2 separate regions of the Homo sapiens genome follow, and region 2 is linked to region 1. Evidence: chromatin contacts called from ENCODE Hi-C data. All regions are on one chromosome and are shown on one strand. The core of a region is the stretch at or near the end of the contact, and the rest is flanking DNA. Distances in the headings are between cores, read along the strand shown. Region 1 overlaps IL6ST (interleukin 6 cytokine family signal transducer). Region 2 overlaps GPBP1 (GC-rich promoter binding protein 1).

Region 1 (3,067 bases), core at 313-2,812:
AATTAATACAAACTTCTACACTTTCAAAATACGAAATATATTACAACTGCGTATAGGCTCTTCCATACTTAAGTCCAGTGCTTGGGCAAGTTAATGGAGTGAAAGACTACAAGCAAAGAGGAACTGAGGTAGAAAAAGAAGAATGTGTGAAAGCAGCAGGAAGCTCAGCCAACTCGAAAGCAGGGTGAACAGCTTGAGTCCTGTTGCTGCTGATCGGGGTTGGCTCTTGGACAACTTAGTAAGATCATGGAAAGGCTGCTTGGGTTCTCCATAGAAAAGTTCTGTCTCCATCAAGGGAGGAAAATGTACCTTTCAACTCAAAATTCAATATTTGTTTTTAAATATAGCTATTTTCCCCAACCGCTAAAGATTTTCAACAGATACGAAGCCAGAGCTTAGTTTTAGAAACCTGTGGACATTCAAACCTGATTCTTTATTCCCTGTGACTATGGTTATGTCATTTTACATGTCAAAAAAGTGTATCTAGAATTGTCATTTCTTATTTTTGAGCTTTTTTTAGTGAGAATTATCCCCTCACTTAAATGGCTTTTTATTTAAACATCTGTGCATTCTGTATGAAATTGTAGTCTTTCTGGGATAACATGGTGAGCTATATGGTGGTAATCCACACACACAAAAATAAAAGCCAAAAAAAAACCAAAACCCTCAGGTAAAGTATTTCTCTTTCTTCAACTGTCTCATTAGCCCTGGCTGTGGATGGTCTTTCTGAGACAGGCTAGCCAGAGTAATTCAACGGCCACAAGTGGTTTCTCCCCCAGAGTGCTGGTTCAAACTCTGAATGAGACCAGCCTGTTGATTAGAAATCTAATACCTCAGTCCAGGCCTACTTTCCTAGAACAATCTTCACTTAGTAACAGGTCCAAGACACAACTATTAAGTATACATCTGGGTCCCTTCCCCGTAGGAAAAGGTTTTCCCTGCAGTCTTGCCTGTAGTCAGAAGCAGCCTGTTGACTAATGATAGCTTTTAAATGAATTTATAGAAAATTCTTGGAAATAGGCTCTATAAGCTTTATGAGAGGGATAATGCTTTTAAAGGAATGGCATGAAGGGGAATATTTAAATAAAAAGGCACTGAGATTCTGACAATAGAAACCATAATTCTGCATAAGCGTTCTGAGAATGAAAAGTCAGCCACTCTTCAGGTCAAAGTCAGTGTGGATTTTGCCAGTTGTTCAATCTAGACATACGAACACCAGGGCTACCCAGCCAGCATCAGTGCCTAGGAAAGGACCTCCAAGAAACTTTTAACTGCCACGGTCAGAATCGAGACTAGACATTGCTGCTGGGGGTGAGGGGCCGCTCCTCTTCAAATGAACCGGCAGACCTTTCTGATCACCTGCTGGGGGCCACATGCCGGAGCAGGGTGTCCAAAGGTGAGCAAATATATGCCATCTATGAAGTGTTTACTGTGGGTTATGAAATCCTAGAAACTTATGAGGTAAATACCAGCACCATTTACAAATGCAGCCTCCAAGAGGTTGAATAACTTGCCCGGGGTCATGTGGTTGACAAACAGTGGAGTTCCAACTCCAACCTGATCCAAAGTCCGCATTCTTTGATGTGTACACCAATTGTACCCAACCACTTAAGCAAAATTCTTGATGACGTCATGCCCAGGCTAGCTTAAGGAGAATGCACACCTGCTTCCCAGGCCCTTCAAACTCTTCTGAGTTTCTCTTCCCCTCATCTCCCTCCCCACCACCCTTATTTGTGAATATGGGGCACCTTGTGCCCTCAAGCAGCCCCCTGCAATTGCCTACCTTGAAGTGTCCTAACTGAGCCTCGAGCCCAGAGCAGTACTTCTCCTTATGCCCTCAAGGTTTACTCCGAGGCTGGCTCCCCACCCCTACTAGCACATACATTTGCTCTGACCCTATAGAGCAACCCCTGCAAAAGAGGTCAATGTGTCCCACTTTCCTGAGAATGCACCCTCACACGACCCCTGGAGTCTCATTCTTTTGGCCAAAGAAAGACTCCTCTAATGGTGGAATCTAGCCCATGGCAACTAGTGACAGGAGGATCTCCGGCAGGGGCTTTTCCTGGGTGCTCAGACCACGGTCCTACCCCAGGTGGTTCTGTCCACAGACTTCCCCGGGCCCGCTGCCTAGCGCGAGCACCCGTTCCAGCCTGCCTCACCTTCACGGTGCCGCCAGCCACTCCTCTCCATCTCCTGCCACTCCCAGAGGGGCTGCCTGCTGCTGCCCCGCTGTGCTGACCTCATTCCCCACATTTGCTTTCTGTCCTTTTGGGGCCTCGCTGGACCTTTCCAACCCCCCAGCTGCACACTTTATAGTTTCCAGAACATACTGAGTTTCTTCTAACCTAGCCCATGCACATGATTTCCTCCCCTAGAATGTTCTCCAGTCCCCAGTCCCTGTTAAGCTGGGAAATTCTTACTGGTTCACCAAAAATCAACTCAAATAGATACCCTCTTGAGGGAAATCTTCCATTCTTCTCTCTCCTTCCCCCTGAGTTAAGGGCCTTCTATATCCTGGCACCTACTGCTGGGCCTCTGGAGAGAGGGCCCCAGCTCAGTCCTCTCCTGGCCCAGCATAGTGCTCGGTGTTTGGCAGAGCTTGCTTATATGAACAGGTAAGTGGGTGAATAAACAAGTTATTTTTAATTTTAAAAAATGTTTAAAATGTGTCTCAGGTTTCTTCTAATCCAGAGTTGCACAGTGCCATAGGCAGTCAGGAATCTGCCTCCTTCGCATCTCAAACCTGGGATCATTTCCTGATTCCCATCCCACCCTGGCTACAGGCAAGAGCTTCCCCCAACCAAGAGAGAGAGAGTCTTGCTCTGTTGCCCAGGCTCAAGCAATCCTCCCACCTCAGCCTCTCAAGTAGCTCAGACTACAGGCAGCACTGCCATGCCCGGCTAATTTTTCTTTTTTCTTTTTTGTAGACACGGGCTCACTTTGTTGGCCAGGCTGGTCTCAAATGCCTGGCTTCAAGCTATCTTCCATCCTTGGCCTTCCAAAGTGCTGTGATTACATCTCTGAACCACCGTGCCTTGGCAAGAGCTTTCATTTGAAGCAAAATATA
Region 2 (3,067 bases), core at 215-2,714, 1.3 Mb before region 1:
TGCCATACAGTTCTGAAAACATTTTTACCCTTAATTCAAATCTTCATGTCATCTTTTCAAACAAAAAATAAATACTGCCGTTTAAGTAGAGAATGCAATACTAATTAATGTCTGTTCCAATTACTCAGAACAATATTAAAAAGAGAAACGATGTGGGTAAACAAAAGTCTATGGCAGAAAACAAGAGGTTAATTACAAATAGAATTCATAAATGATGATTCTGAGAAAGAATAAGACAGAAAAGGTACAATAAAAGTATCACTAGAAAGTATTGTGTTTGTCAAAACCACTTTGGGCAAAGAAACAAATCTCAAATACTGCTAGTTAAGAGTTCAAATTGGGCGGGGTGCAGTGGCTCGTGCCTGTAATCCTAGCACTATGAGAGGCCGAGTCAGGTTGATCACCTGAGGTCAGGAGTTCAAGACCAGCCTGGACAATATGATGAAACCCCATCTCTACTAAAAATACAAAAATCAGCTGGGTGTGATAGCAGGAACCTGTAATCCCAACTACTCAGGAGGCTGAGGCAGGAGAATCGTTTGAACCTGGGGGGCAGAGGTTACAGTGAGCAGAGATCACACCACTGCATTCCAGCTTGGGCGACAGAGCGAGACTCCATCTCAAAAAAAAAAAAAAAAAGTTTAAATTGTCAACTATTTTCTAAAGCTAATTTTTAATTAGAAGAATTCAGAATTTAGAACTGGTGTTCCAAATTCTAAGAGTAAAATCATCATCATTATGAGGGCCTATATAAATTAATCAAGAGTCAGGTCCAAAAAGCATTGAGAATTTCAACGCACGTTAACAATTATCAGCCAGGCTCAATGGCTCACATCTGTAATCACACTTTGGGAGGCCAAGGCAGAAGCATCTCCTGAGCTCAGTAGTTCAAGACCAGCCTGGGCAAGATAGTGAGACCCTGTCTCTATTTTTTTTTTAATTTTTTAAATTACCAATCTTAACTTCAAGTTAACATTTAAATGAAGACAAGTATTTACAAGCTTTTTTTAATGTTTTGTGTATCTTTCCAGATTTTTTTTTTTTTTTTGAGACAGGGTCTCACTCTTGTTGCCCAGGCTGAAGTGCAATGACACGATCTCAGCTCACTACAACCTCTGCCTCCCAGGTTCAAGCGATTCTCCTGCTCAGCCTCCCGAGTAGCTAGGATTACAGGCACGCGCCACCAAGCCCAGCTAGTTTTGTACTTTTAGTAGAGACAGGGTTTTTCCACGTTGGTCCAGCTGGTCTCGAACTCCCAACCTCAGGTGATCCCCCTGCTTCGGCCTCCCAAAGTGCTGGGATTACAGGCATGAGCCACCGCACCCGGCCCAGATGCTAATTTTTATTACTGTGCTTTATGTTAGCTATGAAATCACTTAAAAATTACAAGAAGTCTTACATTTATTTCAGAGAAAATGACAAAAGAGGAAAGCAGGAAACCCATATGCATCCAGGCAGGACTGGGGAAAATGCTGACTTAAAAGACAAACAAGAGCAGCTCGGTACAGGGGAATTCCAGGGACCCACACACGAATGAGAAGGTGGCAAAAGTCAATAACAAGAATTGATTTCAGTGGCTTAATCAACAGAGGTCTCCATTCCCCAACAATTTCAAGTACCTTTTTTTTTAAATTTTAATTATTTGTTTTTTGTGTGTGTGGTTTTGTTGTTTTTTTTTTTGTTTGTTTGTTTTTGGTTTTTTTTTTTTTTTTTTTTTTTTTTTTGAGACAGAGTCTCGCTCTGTCACCCAGGCTGGAGTTCAGTGGCGGGATCTGGGCTCACTGCAACCTCTGCCTCCCGGGTTCAAGCAATTCTCCTGCCTCAGCCTCCCGAGTAGCTGGGACCACAGGCATGTGCCACCATACCCGGCTAATTTTTGTATTTTTAGTAGAAACGGGGTTTCACCATGTTGGCCAGGCTGGTCTTGAACTCCTGACCTCAGGTGATCCACCAGCCTTGGCCTCCTAAAGTGCTGGGATTACAGACGTGAGTCACCACGCCCGGCCTCAAATCCCTTTTTTACAGTCTATGAATTTTTACTCATTTTACAGAATTCCAAAATGAGTCCTATGGAAAGATCACAGAATAGGAGATACATCCTGGATTCTAATCTAGGCTCACACTAATCAGCTATGTGAAAACAATTCAGTTAACCTTCCAAAATCTGTATAAGGTTTAGATGATCACTAAGATCCATCTTCAAACCCTAAAATTATATTCTATAGGAGAATTTTATAACTTAAGTGTATCTTTTTCAACACATATGGCCAAAATTTATTAGGACCTGGTAAGTCCTTATGGGAGAACAAAATGCCAAATTATAAAATTGATTCTGGCTCGAGCGTGGTGGCTCACGCCTGTTATCCCAGCACACTGGGAGGTAGAGGCAGGCGGATCACTTGAGGTGAAATCAAGTTATCAAGTCCCTGTGATAACTCAAGTTTATGTTAATAGTCACTTAGACTGGGGCCCCCAACAGTCTCAGCACAGGGCCAGTAACAGGAAAAATCAAGTGATTAGAGGGTATGAACTTTCAGCCCCACCACCCATAGACCAATTGCTGAACACATGAAAGTGCTGGGAGGGTAGTACACCCAGACAGGGCATGGAAGCTCCACACACCACACCACCTCCCCTCACCTAATACCTCACCATTATCAATCTATTCACCTGTATCCTTTATAATAAAATCAGCAAATGTGTTTCCCTGAATTCTTTGAGCCATCCCAACAAATTGTTCAGACCCAATGGGGGTGGTTGCAGAAATCCTGGTTTGTAACCAGTGAGGAGTACTGGTGACTGGGACTGGCTATTGGCATCTGAAGTGAAAGCAGTCTTGTGGGACTGAACATTTAACCTGTGGGATCTGACCCTATCCCAAGCAGACAGTGTCAGAACTGAAATGAATTATAGGATACCCAGGTAGTGTCTGCTGGAGAACTGCTTTGAGGGGGAGAATCCAAATTATGTGGTTATAGAAGTGTTCTGTGTTGAGAGTAGAGAGGAAAAAAAGTGGGGTTTTTTTGTTTTTTTTTCTTTTACACAGGTCTTATAGTCTAGAAAAGTC

The links. Hi-C counts contacts between places; a loop is a spot of excess contacts on that map. Pooled maps may share reads with other maps.
Region 2: a loop to region 1 is called in a map of B cell, with 10 times the contacts of the local background. The contact joins two enhancer-like sites. A Hi-C loop is called at or near these places in 5 of 168 maps with a recorded cell type or tissue (B cell, CD14-positive monocyte, CD4-positive, alpha-beta memory T cell and 2 more) and 7 of 50 pooled maps.

Annotation. Positions count from the first base shown.
Region 1 is chr5:55,932,691-55,935,757 of GRCh38, reverse strand. It overlaps IL6ST (interleukin 6 cytokine family signal transducer), which reads left to right. Exons shown (of 17, transcript NM_002184.4): 17 at 1-663. Among named protein-coding and RNA genes, the nearest start is that of IL6ST, 61 kb to the left of the region's middle. Within about 2 kb of position 1,562, at least 4 of the 41 ENCODE cell types and tissues checked have a DNase peak (open chromatin) inside an H3K27ac peak, as active enhancers do.
Region 2 is chr5:57,218,033-57,221,099 of GRCh38, reverse strand. The region is part of intron 3 of GPBP1 (GC-rich promoter binding protein 1); the gene reads right to left. Among named protein-coding and RNA genes, the nearest start is that of GPBP1, 46 kb to the right of the region's middle. Within about 2 kb of position 1,464, at least 5 of the 41 ENCODE cell types and tissues checked have a DNase peak (open chromatin) inside an H3K27ac peak, as active enhancers do.